2 separate regions of the Mus musculus genome follow, and region 1 is linked to region 2. Evidence: chromatin loops called from intact Hi-C (ENCODE). Cell type or tissue: gastrocnemius. All regions are shown on one strand. Each heading gives the region's core, and the rest is flanking DNA. Links, peaks and the distances in the headings are about the cores only.

Evidence for each region. A loop is a pair of places that touch in the nucleus more often than their neighbours do. Peaks named below come from ENCODE experiments on the same cell type or tissue, not always from the same donor. Only the 100,000 strongest peaks of a DNase experiment are listed, where the experiment ranks them.
Region 1: a loop joins it to region 2, with 2.4 times the contacts of the local background. A loop is called at or near these places in 7 of 42 quality-filtered maps.

The regions. Positions count from the first base shown.
Region 1 is chr9:65,769,665-65,776,359 of GRCm38, forward strand. The region is part of intron 2 of Zfp609 (zinc finger protein 609); the gene reads right to left. Among named protein-coding and RNA genes, the nearest start is that of Zfp609, 55 kb to the right of the region's middle. In gastrocnemius, for the core only: a CTCF peak has its summit at 3,590 (motif pointing right); no DNase peak of the experiment used is centred there.
Region 2 is chr9:65,825,627-65,832,321 of GRCm38, forward strand. Trip4 (thyroid hormone receptor interactor 4) reads right to left here. Exons shown (of 14, transcript NM_001357872.1): 14 at 3,301-6,695. It overlaps Zfp609 (zinc finger protein 609), which reads right to left and starts at 1,938. Exons shown (of 10, transcript NM_172536.3): 1 at 1,840-1,938. In gastrocnemius, for the core only: a CTCF peak has its summit at 4,032 (motif pointing left); a DNase peak (open chromatin) is centred at 4,020.

The sequences.
Region 1 (6,695 bases), core at 2,461-4,960, 57 kb before region 2:
TAGTCCCAGCACTTGGGAGGTATAGGGAGTAGATTTGTGTGAGTTTGAGGCCAGCCTGGTCTACATTGCAAGATTCAAGATAGCTAGGACTACAGGGTGAGACTCTGTCCACCCCCCCCCTCCCCAACACACTACTGAGGGAAATTGGTTAAGTAAAGTAATTTAGTCTACTATTCTTAAAAACTCCCTGTGAGTATTAGTATCTCAATCAATTTGTCAATCAAAAATAGTGATGGTGCTAGGAATGCAGCTCTGCGGAGTGTTCCCTCACTGGCACACAGGAGGCCCTGAGCTGAATTCCTTTCCCAAGGAAAAGAAAAGAAGAAAGGAGGGAGGGAAAAGGAAGAAAATGGCTGTAGGGTTGGTGAGATGTCTCTCAGGTACCTAAGTTCCACCCCTGGAACCACTTGTCCTGGTACCTCCACTCACACACGTGTGTTCTGACATACACTAAATAAATATAAATAAAGAAAAGTGAAAACCAAGACAGTAAATAAGAAAAGCTGCAACACTACACAAAAGCATCCTCAAACTATTATAAAGGACTTAGAAAAGCGCACAGGAAAGGGATAAGTGCTGAGCTGATGGCAGAAACTTTGGAACCTGGAAAGCAAATGAAGGCCTGGATAAGGGACAGACAGACAAGCCACCACAGGCTGCCACAGTGAATACTACATCTGCAAATGGAGAAAAATCATAAACTCAAGAATTCTTCCTCCAAATCTAAGAATTGGTAGGGTAGCATCTATTAATTCAGGCTCAGAACTGATGATTTAAAATGAATAAAGCTGATTAAAACTGTGTGGAAGCAGCAATATCCTTAACTTTTCTCACTCAGATGTACTCCTTCATTCGAGAGACTAAAGGCTTAATTTCCTCAAGTGGCTCACGCAGGATCTCTGGACTAGAGTGCTTTGGGCATAGTAGAGAAGATGAATATTATACTTAAAATAAGGAAATTAAATGTGGCAGAGAATGCTGAATACTAAACGCTGAACCTGCACATTTTTTTCACGTGGCTCAGAAAAGGCCGATAGTCTTCACCCTCCAGGAGAAATAGAATAAGTTTATAAGGAATCTGAGAAACCCACAAGGAAAGACCTAAAGATATTGGCATCTGGGGCTCCCCTACTTAAGGGCCATCGGACTGGGAGCTCAGCGCAAGCACAGAGCTTCCACTGTATTTTTCAGCAATACAACTTAAAGACATTGAAAACATGAACAGAGACACCAAGGCTCCAGACAGCTTTCTAAAAAGAGCCTCTAACATGAAAAACGAGATCAAAATGATCATTTTGTAAATGAGTCAACAGAGGCCAATACCAACTAAAACTGAAGTTATTTACCACAACGCATACTTCATTCACATACCTGACTAATATTTATAAGCCAGGCAGTAACAGGTGTTTTGGAAACAGACATTCATAAAAGGAGATCCAGAAGCAGCCTCCGGGTAAAGCTTTTACTCTTATCTAGCAAGGAGGACACGATGCTAAGCATAACAAAGCACACAGATAAGTAAGAGGCAGATTAGAGACGGAGGAACAATGGGGTAAAGAAGGGACAGCGGGAGACACAGCACAGCTGACAAAATGCTTGCCTACCACGCATATAGCCCTCAGTTTGATCCCTAGAACCACATAAGCCTGCAGTGGCACACAACTTGGTGTGTCCTGTAATACCAGCACTGAGGAGGTGCGAGCAGGAGATGCTAAATTCAAGGTCAATCCTCAGTCATACAGTGAGGTCCAGAGCAACCTGGGAGAGATGAAGCTGTGCCTCACCAAAAAAAAAAAAATCAACAACAGGGCAGTAGAGCAGTGTAGAAATGAGCTGCACATTTCCAACAGGGTGACACTTGAGGACAGAAGGCAGAGAGTGGAGGAACTGGAGGTGTCGCTAAGAGCACTGGCTGTGCTTCTGAAGGACTTGGGTTCAATCTCCAGCACTCACGCGGTGGCTCACAACCACCTATAAACTCCAGTTCCAGGAGGTCGGTCCAGTGCCCTCTCTGGCCTCCTCAGACAGAAGGCATGCACATGGTGCAGAGACACACTCGTAGGCAAAACACTTCTGACATACATATTTTAAACAGTCACAATGGCCAAGAGACTGTGGAAGCAAGATTCAGAGTTCAGGAAGGAATTAAATCTCTCCAAGTCTTAGGACTGACAAAGAGGACTGAGAATTTCTCTCAAGTCTTTCAGTTAAGAAAGTTAAAAACAGTCAGGCAGTGGTGGCGCACACCTTTAATCCCAGCACTTGGGAGGCAGAGGAAGGCGGATTTCTGAATTCTAGACCAGCCTGGTCTACAAAGTGAGTTCCAGGACAGCCAGGGCTACACAGAGAAACCCTGTCTCGAAAAACCAAACCAACCAACCAACCAACCAAACAAACAAACAAAAAAACCAAAACAAAAAAAAAAGAAAAAAGAAAGAAAAGAAAAGAAAAAGAGAAGTTAAAAACATAGATGCAGCTTAGCACAGCGAACACGGTGTCTGTGCGGCCATTCTAGTGCTTTCAGTGCTACTCTCTCATTTTGGGATCAACAGTCCTCTAGGTGGCTAACAGGTTTTTTTTGTTTTGTTTTGTTTTGTTTTAACAGTGAGACTGTCTGACTATACTTCAAGTTAGCAAAGAACTCATTACATAGCCCAGGCTGGTCTCAAACTCAAGCAATCTTCCTGACTCAGCCTTCTGAGTGCATGATTCACTTGTGTGTTATGCAATCCACTGGCTGCACAGCAGAACCAATGCTACTAAATAATACGCTAGTACGCACAGAGGAATGATACTCATTAAGAGAAAGAACCAGTAAAGCTGTGTATGATGGCTCACACCTGCTATCACACCTGCTAGCACAGCACCTGCGATGCTAAGACAGAAGGAAGGCCAGTTCTAGCTAGAGTGACACCCTACCTTAACAAAACCAAACACAGTAATTCTGAGGCAAATTGGAAATAGCAATACTTGTTGCCATGATACTCTGAGACCTTCCCTTCTTTCACAGCCAAATCTTACCCTCAGATTAGGAATCAGCTGACCAGCAAGGTCTTTCCATAAGATAGTTGTGGATAACAGCTGTATTGTCTGTCTCCAGAGTGTGTGTGCTTTAATGAGAACTGTGAAACCTTCAAGTCCCAAAGGAACTGCAGTCAAGTTAGCAGGAAATATTATTCTGAAAAATACCTTCTAGCTATTTCCAAGTCACAGAATAAATAAATTCACACTCAACAGCTGTTTACTGATGACCTATCAGACTGCCAGTCACACCGATTAGGCTGAGTCTTGCCCTCCAAGTGCCAGCTAAGAGCTAACTGGGTGGCTCAATGGGTTATGGAGCTTGCCTCTAAGCCTCACACTGAGACCATGGGCTTTCCACATAATTCAGGGAGAACTGACTCTGGAGAGCTGTCCCACTGTAGGTGGAGAGCCATGGTATGGTATATGCTAAGCATGCGTATGATGAGGTCTTTGGTTTCAATCCCTATACCTGATAATGCAAACAATAAGGAGTATGCGTAAAAAATGTTTCTGTTTAAAAAAGATTTATTTATTTACTTCATGTATATAAGTGCTCTACCTACATGTACACTTGCAGGCCAGAAGAGGGCACCAGATCCCATTACAGACGGTTGTGAGCCACCATATAGTTGCTGGGAATTGAACTCAAGACCTCTGAATGAGCAGTCATTCAGAGTTTAACCGCTAAACCATCTCTCCAGCTCTTTCTCTCCTCCCACCCTCTGAGCACAGCAGAGCAAGCATGGGTTTATTAATAACAAGAGAATTAGGGGTGGTTGAACATGTCTTTAATTCCAATACTCAGGAATCACAGAGAAGTGGATCTCTTCTTGAGACCAATCTGTTCAACATGAAATGTTCAAGGCCAGCCAGGGCTATATAGTGAGACACTGTTTCAAAAAGAGTAGGGGTATGGCTGGGTATGGTGGTATATGGCTTTAAATCTAGCACAAAAAATTTGAGGCCAGCTTGGTATACATTGCAAATTCCAGACCAGTCAAGGCTGCATAGTGACTCTATCTCAGAAACAAAAGCAAAATAAAATAAAAATAAATAAAGTTAAATGGGAAAAGTAAAAGAGAGCTCTGGACAGCGGGAGGGGTCCAAAGGAGGAAAACCCCTATCTTTTTTTTTTTAAATAACACATTGTACAGTTTTATTTAAAATGTGCATACGAAAAAAAAAGTCAAAGTAATGACATACAGTGTAGCCCACTAAAGGAAATAACATTCAAATGAGACCTTTCTTATCGCGTTTAGAAATTCACATCTATTGAGCGAAACCGTCTTGGAAAACCCCTATCTTAAAGTACCATTATTCTTGTGTGTGGAGGCTTTACCTGCACCTATGTCTGTGCATTAGGATGTCTGGTGCAAAGAACACCACAAGAGGGCATCAGATCGCCTGGAACTGGAGTTAAAGATAATTGTGAACCACCATGTGGGTGCCAGGAACCGAACTCTGGGACCTCTGGGACATCTCTCCAGCCCCTTTTGTTTTCTTTAAGATTTATTTATTTATTATATGTAAGTACACTATAGCTGTCTTCAGACACTCCAGAAGAAGGCATCATATTTCGTTACAGATGGTTGTGAGCCACTATGTGGTTGCTGGAATTTGAACTCAGTACCTTTGGAAGAGCAGTCGGCTCTCTTAACCACTGAGCCATCTCGCCAGCCCCCTTTTGTTTCTTTTAACATCAAAATAGTACAGTAATTCCAAAACACATTCTCTACTTGACCCAAACTTGTTTTCTTACCACAAACCTATTAAAAGTTAAACATAAATCTAAATCTCTAATAAGCAGAAGCTTGCACCTATAAAATCACCAAAAAGTGTATGAAAATAAATGAGCCCATTTCTGTGGCACTTCCTTAACTGAAATATTACTATAGAAAAGTCAAGGTTCCGACGGAGCAGTCTGTCATAATGTTATATGGCAGTCTCTGCCTCTTCAACCCATCCTCCTCTCCTTCCTCACCCCTCATGTTCCCCCTTTCTCCTCTCTGAGAGTTTCACAATGTAGCCCAGGTGGGACTCTATCCCAAACACTGCTCCCCCTGCCTCAGCCTTCCCAGTGCTGTGTTATAATAGTGTCAAGACAGCTGCCAGCCCCTTTCTTTTTTCTTTTTTCTTTTTTTTTTTTTTTGCTAATTCCACTAAGCAAGGCAGCCCTGGCTGTCCTGGAACTCACTTTGTAGACCAGGCTTGCCTCGAACTCAGAAATCTGCCTGCCTCTGCCTCCCAAGTGCTGGGATTAAAGGCATGGGCCACCACGCCCGGCCCCCTTTCTTTTTATATAAGATAACTCTTAAAACTCTTTCCTGATTAGCTCAGTAGTGAAAGTAACTACTAAGTTAACTGATATCACAGATACCTCCCCTTCTAAGAAGTGAACTAATGTGCTAAGCATTTAAAAAGAACTACTACCCCTTACACCTACTTACCACCAGCAGCTTAAAAAATAAACAGACTTCTGAACATAGTAACCGATGAAGATAATAACTTTGATACAAATTATAAAAACATAAAGAAAAGGAGTTTCAGACTTCAGGGTGAAATCTCATCATCAAATGTAATAAAATCTAGTCAAGCTAGGCCAAACCAGGTCAGTTCTCTAATGGGAAAATTAAAGATGCTTAAACAAACAGAGTTGAGATTCATGCCCAAACCAGTCTTGAACCAATAATCTCAACCACTTCTCCAATGTTACAGAAATCCCTTCCAAGATACAAAATACAACTGGAAGGAAGCCTGTAATCCCAGTCGAGGTAGGAAGATTACAAAGTCAAGGCCTGTCTGGGTTATTAAGGGAGTTTTAGGCTAGCCTGGGTAACTTAATAGGATTCTGTTTCAAAGTAAAACAGAACAAGAGGGCTGTTACAGGCCTCTGACACCGCACAATGCCTGCCTGCAGCCACCCCAGAAGTAGGAGGCAGAGTCCTGGTCCTCAAGCCAGTCATCCCAGCACTCAGAAGCAAAGGCAGGAACATCAGAAGTTCAATACCAGCCTTGGCTACACATGGGAGTTTAAGGCCAGCTTAGCTTGTGAGGTCTTCTCTCAAGAAAAACAAACAAGCAAACAAACGGCTTTTTGCACTTTGCCAACTATTAACTGAAAAGCACTATTTCACTACTTTTAGAATTTTTTAAAATATTTATTCATTTTGTTTGTGTGTGATGTGTACATGTGATAAGTAAAGGCTCTCTACAGAACTATGCCTACAACCAACAGCTGCTCCTATTAAAAATTATTACTCTGTGTGTGTGTGTGTGTGTGTGTGTGTGTGTGTGTGTATTGTACACGTGCAAGTGTTAAACGACAACCTTTTATCATGTGGGTGCAGAGAATTGAACACAGATCAATATTGGTGGCAAGAACCTTTTCCTGCTCAGCCTCCCCTTTGTATTCCCAATATTAAGGGAAAAAAGTTTAAAGAAACATTAACGGGAAGTTTTGAAGCCTGAACACTGAAATCTCATTAGTAGAAAATATCAAAGAAACATTAAGAACAGGTTGCTGCTAATTGAGGTCAAGGCATCCCTGTGGCCAAGTAGACAGTTGACAATGAAGGCATCAGAGATAACAATGGTTGTACTTTGCCCTAATCTCTCTTGACAAAACGGGCCTTTGTCTACAGTGACCAAATGCCCCTCAGTTCTCCCAAGAC
Region 2 (6,695 bases), core at 3,034-5,533:
GAATTATAAAAGGCAAGTTTTGTTTTCAAAACTTGTCTTGGGCAAATTGAGCAGCTTTTTGTTGTTGTTATTATTATGTAATTATTCACCAGGAAGTCACCATTTAAAAAGGGAACAGGGTGCAGGGCATAGGTGCATGCCTGTAATTGCTAGCACTGCCCAGGAATGATTTTGAGTTAGAGACCAGCCTGGGCAACTAATGAGTCCCTATTGGGGGAGGGGGCACTTGGTCCTGGACTCCCCTATCTTACTCATATACAGGCCTTTAGTGGTGTTCCTAAGAGAACAAACAAAAATAACTGCAGGAGACTCCCATTTCTATACAGAGACATTTAAATACAATGTTTTATGCAAGTACAGAACCTTCTTCACAGTCACCTTCCTCAAAGGTCTGCCACAAAGCATGAGGGTGGCGTGTCCCAGACGCTATTCCTTCACAACTTAGTTACAGGCTAACCAGAGGCAGGCACAACATGGCTGGCATCCTCTATTCTTCTGAAAAATGTGTGCCAGTGAGCCCTGCATTGTTCCTCACTCAAAAAGAAGAGCCTTTCTGTCTGGCCTCTTCCAATGGCAAGCCCCAGTCTGGAAAAGGAAGAAAATGGCACTGAGGAGCCTGGGAGATGGAGCATATCCAAAGCTCTCAGACAAGACTTGAACCTATGACCTTCACTGTGTACACAATAGGCGAGTGAGAGGGACCGGTTTATCTCTGCTGCAACAGTTCTCAGCCCTGGGGTAGCACTCCCGATAAAATGACACGACTATTGTGTGGCAGCAGAACAGTCATCTCTCACAACAGCCTAAACCAGCACTCCCTCCCCCAAGACAAAGCAGCAGGGGTGAAATTAACTCAAGGCTGCAGAGCAAAGCCTAATACAGAAAAGAGAGGCCTGTGGGGGCTTAGGGACTCTCCTCAACCCCTGGGGCTCTGGACACATGGCTGGAAACAGACAGGCTTTCTCCCCCATCTTTCCCACTCTCATTTAGGTAGGAAGCGGTTTCTGAGAGAATTTAATCATCTGTGATTTGTTCAGAAATATTCCCCCTGAAGGGCTCTGCTCTCTCCACCCTGTGTGAGCCTAATTCCTAGAAGCCGAAATGACTGTTTGCCGCTGCCTGTTTCACAAACACACATTAATTGGTCAGATGTGTCTCCTCCTCCTCAGCCCCAGAGGGAGGAAGGAGAATCTGAACCAAGCAGAGAGATGATCCAACCGTAATTACACATAAAGGGAAAAGAGGGCAGCATGGGGTTTCCAAACAGGACAGGGTCTCAAACCCTCCCGGGGATACAGGGACAGCAGTTTAAAGTCCAGGCCTAGGGATCCCTCCATCTTGAAGAAAAGGACAGGAGTAAAATGTGACCTAAGACTGGAAAGGCGCACACACCCACAACCTACTGCCTGCACGCTCCCAGCCACCTTGCTCTCCTTTCCCGGGTCGCGCACACGTCCTGCTTTCAACCCTCCGCTCCCGACGCTCCCCTGAGTCCCTAACGAGCCCCAGTCGCCCCGGGGCTCCCTCGGCAGAGCCTCCGAAAACTCTCTGGCCTGCCCCTACCACCTGGCCAAATCAGAGACTATCCCGGGCACCGCCACCCTCAGCCCGAACCGCCCGGGCCATGCTTTGAACTTCACCTCAGGCCCCCTCCCCCACCCACGCAACGACCCCGCTTTCCCCGCACACACCTTCCCCTCGCTCCGCCCCGGCCCCCCCAACCCCCACTTCCTCCGCCGGGCGCCGCTGCTCCGGCGCCCTCCGCGCCCCTCGGCGCCGGGCCTCCCCCAGAGTCGCCTCCCCCTCCCAGCCCCGGCTCCACACAAAGCTTAGACTCACCGCGCGGCCGGTCCCGGGAGCCGCCACCTCCGCCCGCCCGGGGCCCCGGGCCGCAGAGCCACCACTGCTACGCGTCCCGGGCCGCCATCTGGGCCGCGGCCCCTCCCCCTCCCCGCCCCGGCTCTCCGCCCCTCCCCGCGCCGCTCCGCCCCGCCTGGCCGGGGCCGCTGTGTCCGGGGCTGCGGGTCCCTCAGCTGCCGCCGCCGCCGCCGCCGCCGCCGCCACCGCCGCCGCCGCCGCCGCGATCCGGGACAACCAGGGCAGCCTGGAAGACCTGGACACTGGATTCTCGTGCTCTCGGATCCGGATTCCGTGCGCTATGGAGTCTGGAGCGGGCGAGTGCACGAGGAAACCCGGAACCTGGATGCAGGAGCTAAGTCCTGGGTCTCTAAATGCGCGGTAGCTGCGAGCCCTGAGAAAAGAATGCTGGAAAACCTGGCGGGCGGGTCGAAACTAAGATAAGCTCAGAAGACCGGGCTGGACAGTTTGAACCCAATGCTCTCTCCTCGTGCAGATTCCTGGCTGGATAAGACTTCTCACCGAAAAGTCTCTGGAGAAGCGTTAGCTCTTAAATACAGATGTTTTCTATCGTGGAAAGAGGAAAGATCATGGGATCTGAACATGAACCTTTCTACAAAGAACAGAAGACAAGTGCACAGCTCTTAACTGTCTCATCCATTTTGCCGCTTAGTTCGGCAAACTATTTTAAGTAAAGAATTTAGGGTGGGGGTTGGGGGGGACAGGACACGTGTCGTGGCGCACGTTTGCAGGTCAGCCGACAATTTGCAGGAGTCGTTCCCTCCACCATTTGGTTTTAGGGATCAAACTTAGATCCTTAGGCTTAGCAGCGCGCATCTTTACCCACTGAGCCATCTCACTGGCCCTCAAACTCCTTTTTTATTCAATGTCTTCAGTTTTTCTTTGATTATCGTTTGTTTTCCTCTAGAGTACCTGTGTCCCTTTCCACCTCAACATCCAGTATCACTAAATCTTACTGCTTTTTAACCTTGAGCCCGTTTCTGCACTCCATCTCACCATTCTGTCACTATAGATTGTGACTTTTAAATCTGTTACCTATCTTAAGGTTGCCCAGCACACCATCTACACAGCAGACATTCTGTTCTTGTGAAATTGAGCCCTCCCACCAGTTGCTTACGAAACTGCTTCATGACCTAAGACTTCCACCTCCTACCATAGCAAACCAATGTTTATCCAATTCTCAAGAACCCCCATCATGCCCTTCCTGTGTCTGAGACCATTTTATTCAGCTATGCAGTTACCTTTATTCTCTTATCCTAAGGGCACTCTTCACTGGTGCCATTCACAGTAGCATGTGACTTAGAGATCGAGTGAGTCATAACTTTGCTATCTTCACAGAAAGAAAAGGAGGGTGGGAGAGCTGACAGCTTAAAGATGAACGCTAAGCCCAAGCCCATCTAGTCTAGGAAAAAGTAATTCCCTCTTGGTCCATAGATAGTTTTATTGGATAGTAAAGGGACAGAACTGATGACTCAGAGTGGCGGCCAACTTACCAATCTATACTCTATATTACAAAATGAGGGCTTAAACAGAAAGGAAAAACAGGGTTTAGTGTTCCATATCTCTGTGATTTAATGAAGGGTTAAACATTGTAGCACTAGACTAAAACAGTTAGGGGACAAGGAAACAGTTCTACTTAGCTTTTAATCACAGTTAGCTGACTCTGACTAAAGACAAGGATCTAATGTATAAGACAGTAAGAGAATCTCAAGTTTTGACTTCTTGTATCTCGAGAGCAAGAATTGGCAAACTAGTAGCCCAAAGAACAAATCAGATTCACTACCACGTTTTGGTAAATCCTGTAAGTTAAAAACTAATTTTTACATTTTAACAATATTTAAATAAAAGAAGATATTTTACAACACAAAAGTTATAAGAATCTGGTGTGGTGGTACAGACTCCAGCACTTGGGAGCTTGACGCTAGAGATCTAAAACTTAAGGCTAGGCCTGGGCTTGAACTGGGTTACACAGACTGTCTCAAAAAAGTGTCTACAAACAGTTTCCCTGGCTGTAGCCAAGCTTTCTTGCTCACATTATCTATGGGTGTATTTGCAGTACCACAGCACAGCTGAATGGTTTATAAAACCAAAGCCATTTGCTGTCTGACCCTTATGGAATTGGAATGACTTTGCTAACCCCTGCCCCCTGCTGTTCAGAAGTCTCTAGCCACATATGAGCTACTAGGGCACTCAAGGTAGGATGACTGAAGAACTGAGTCTTTACTTAAATTTTAATTCTTTTTTTTTTTTTTTTTTTTTTTTTTTTTTTTTGGTTTTTCGAGACAGGGTTTTTCTGTATAGCCCTGGCTGTCCTGGAACTCACTTTGTAGACCAGGCTGGCCTTGAACTCAGAAATCCGCCTGCCTCTGCCTCTCGAGTGCTGGGATTAAAGGCGTGCGCCACCACGCCCGGCTTTTTAAATATTAATTCATATTTAAACAGCATGTGGCCAGTGGTTACCATATTAGGCAGCACTACCCTAGAGATCCACCTGCTTCTGCCTCCCAAATGCTAGGACTAAAGGCATACAACCACCATGCCTGACTAGACTCTTCTGAAGTCTTACGCAGTGATGTGCTTTTCTCTTCATGCCCAGGTCTTCTTTTCTGACACATCTGTGGATTTAGGCACCTCCCCCACCACCCCACCCCACCCCTGCACCCTCCTTTTTCCCTGACTCCAATCTCTGGTATTTTTTTACTGGGATTTCTTTCTGGGTTTTCCCATTTTCACAACTGAAATTCAACATCTGATCAATTTACATTTCATCTCCTGAATGAAGCCACATTGTATTCACACATGCAAATGGACGTTTATCCAAGTTCATTGTGACGTAGGATGGTACTGTTCTTTTTCCTCTACAGGCGAAAAGTAGAAAAGCTCTCTGCAGGCTGCATGGATCCCTTGTTGCTGTTGGAGCCTTCCATGTGGATCACCTCCTCCCAAACACATTCACAGACACTGAGAATAGCAGATGTGTGCTTGCTATTTGAATCGCAAGGAAGAAAATATCCTTTCTCTCTGGATTGCCTTCCCTCCTCCCAGCCTAACAAACTGAAGTTAGCTGATTTCTCTAGTTTAGTAGCTGAGCTGGTCAAGTGAACAGCCCCATGCCATCTAATCTTGGCTAGGCCCCACACAACATTAAACAAATCTTCTAAATTAAATGGCCACCACATGAATGGGTTATAGGAGAGACAGTAATTAAAATGGAAAAAAATTAAATGTCATAATCATATAAGTCCATAGCTATACTTATTTGTAAAACTAATCTCTGTAGTGTCTCACATTTACATGCTAGGGGGAAAATAGGTTTACACTAAAATTTCAGTTTAAAAAGAAAAGATAGGACACTTAGTTCTTTATTATCTTAGTTCTGTATTAGCTAAAGAAGCAACAAAAACCCAAATTCTTTTTATGTTCTCCTTTGTGATAGGGACTTACTATATAAGAGATAGTAAGAGATCAGCCTCCCCAGTGCTGGGATTAAGGTGTATACTATCACATCTGGCCAAATTCTTAATCTATTCTAAACACTTCACTAAAGATAAGGTCTCATCAACGCTGACAAAGCCCATAGTTTCCATCATTCCCTACTGTGAGCTCATACAAAGGAAACTGAGTCTTGTCTGGGAAAAACAAAAAGAAAAAGCCAATTCCTTTACTGTATGAATTAATGGCATCTTAATTCAGTCATTCAAAAGGGAACACAGAAGCTACAACAAAAAGGCATCTCGGAAATTCAGAACTTTCTTAGGCGAAACTGCCCCAGAGTAACAGGGTCAGAGTGAAGTGTCATAATACACTAACAAGCTATTCTTGGACAAGCTTGAACTCAGGCTACTAAGAATTTCCATCTGACTTTAAAGTATACTATTCATCAGTGAGCAACTGAGGGCCATCTACCCGCAAACTTCTCCCACACTTCCTCCCTTGTGTCTCAGCAAACAGAAGAGAGACCTTATACTACCACTGCCATGTAAACCAAAGACAGACTTTCCCAGCCTAACCATGAAAAGGAGAAGTTTCCGAGTAGCTCTGCCATTTATTTATGTGGTTCTGGCTGTGTGTTTGAGAAGCTGAGGTGGGTTCTTAGAAACTTGCAAAGCTCGGGCAGATGAGCTCATCTGTTGACATTCCTGACTTTTTTCTTTTAAGGTGTGCATTCAAATTACCCACATAGAAAAAACAATCCATACTCTTCTGTGTAAAGGCTGTCTTCAAATAAAAGAACAGAGAACTTCCAACCCCTTCTTTTCTCTTCCCATCCTACCTTTCAATTTTATTGTGATATTAAGAAAGCCAGACAATTTCAGCATGGAATTCAAGGTGCTACTACTTGGTAAACTATTAACTACATAGTAAACACAGTTTTGCTTTCAACAATGGTAAGGTTTCCAAGAGGTCAAAAAGACATCTCTCACAATAATAAATGCCACTAACTGTCCTCTTCCACTTTATACACAGAGGTCCAACAGAACACGAGAGAGAATACTGCATGTGTACATCACTGGAACAAGAATCTGTTCGGGTTTCCCTGGGAATCCAGAGTGATCAGCCTCCGAAGAACCAATGCTATGCAACAGGCAGTTCACAGTCGAGTGAACATCAATGTGGAATGAGTGGAGGCATTTCAATGCAAATAAATGCTGAATATGAAGGATTAAAGAAAGGGAAATTAATCTTTTTCATAACACAAGGTACTTTTTTTTCTTTCTCACTTGCTCTTTCTTTTTTAAGTCAAGCACACAAACTGTTGGAGGGAGTCCAACATCCCTAGTGTGGTAGTGGTGTTTTATAAAAAGCAGAGCACACAC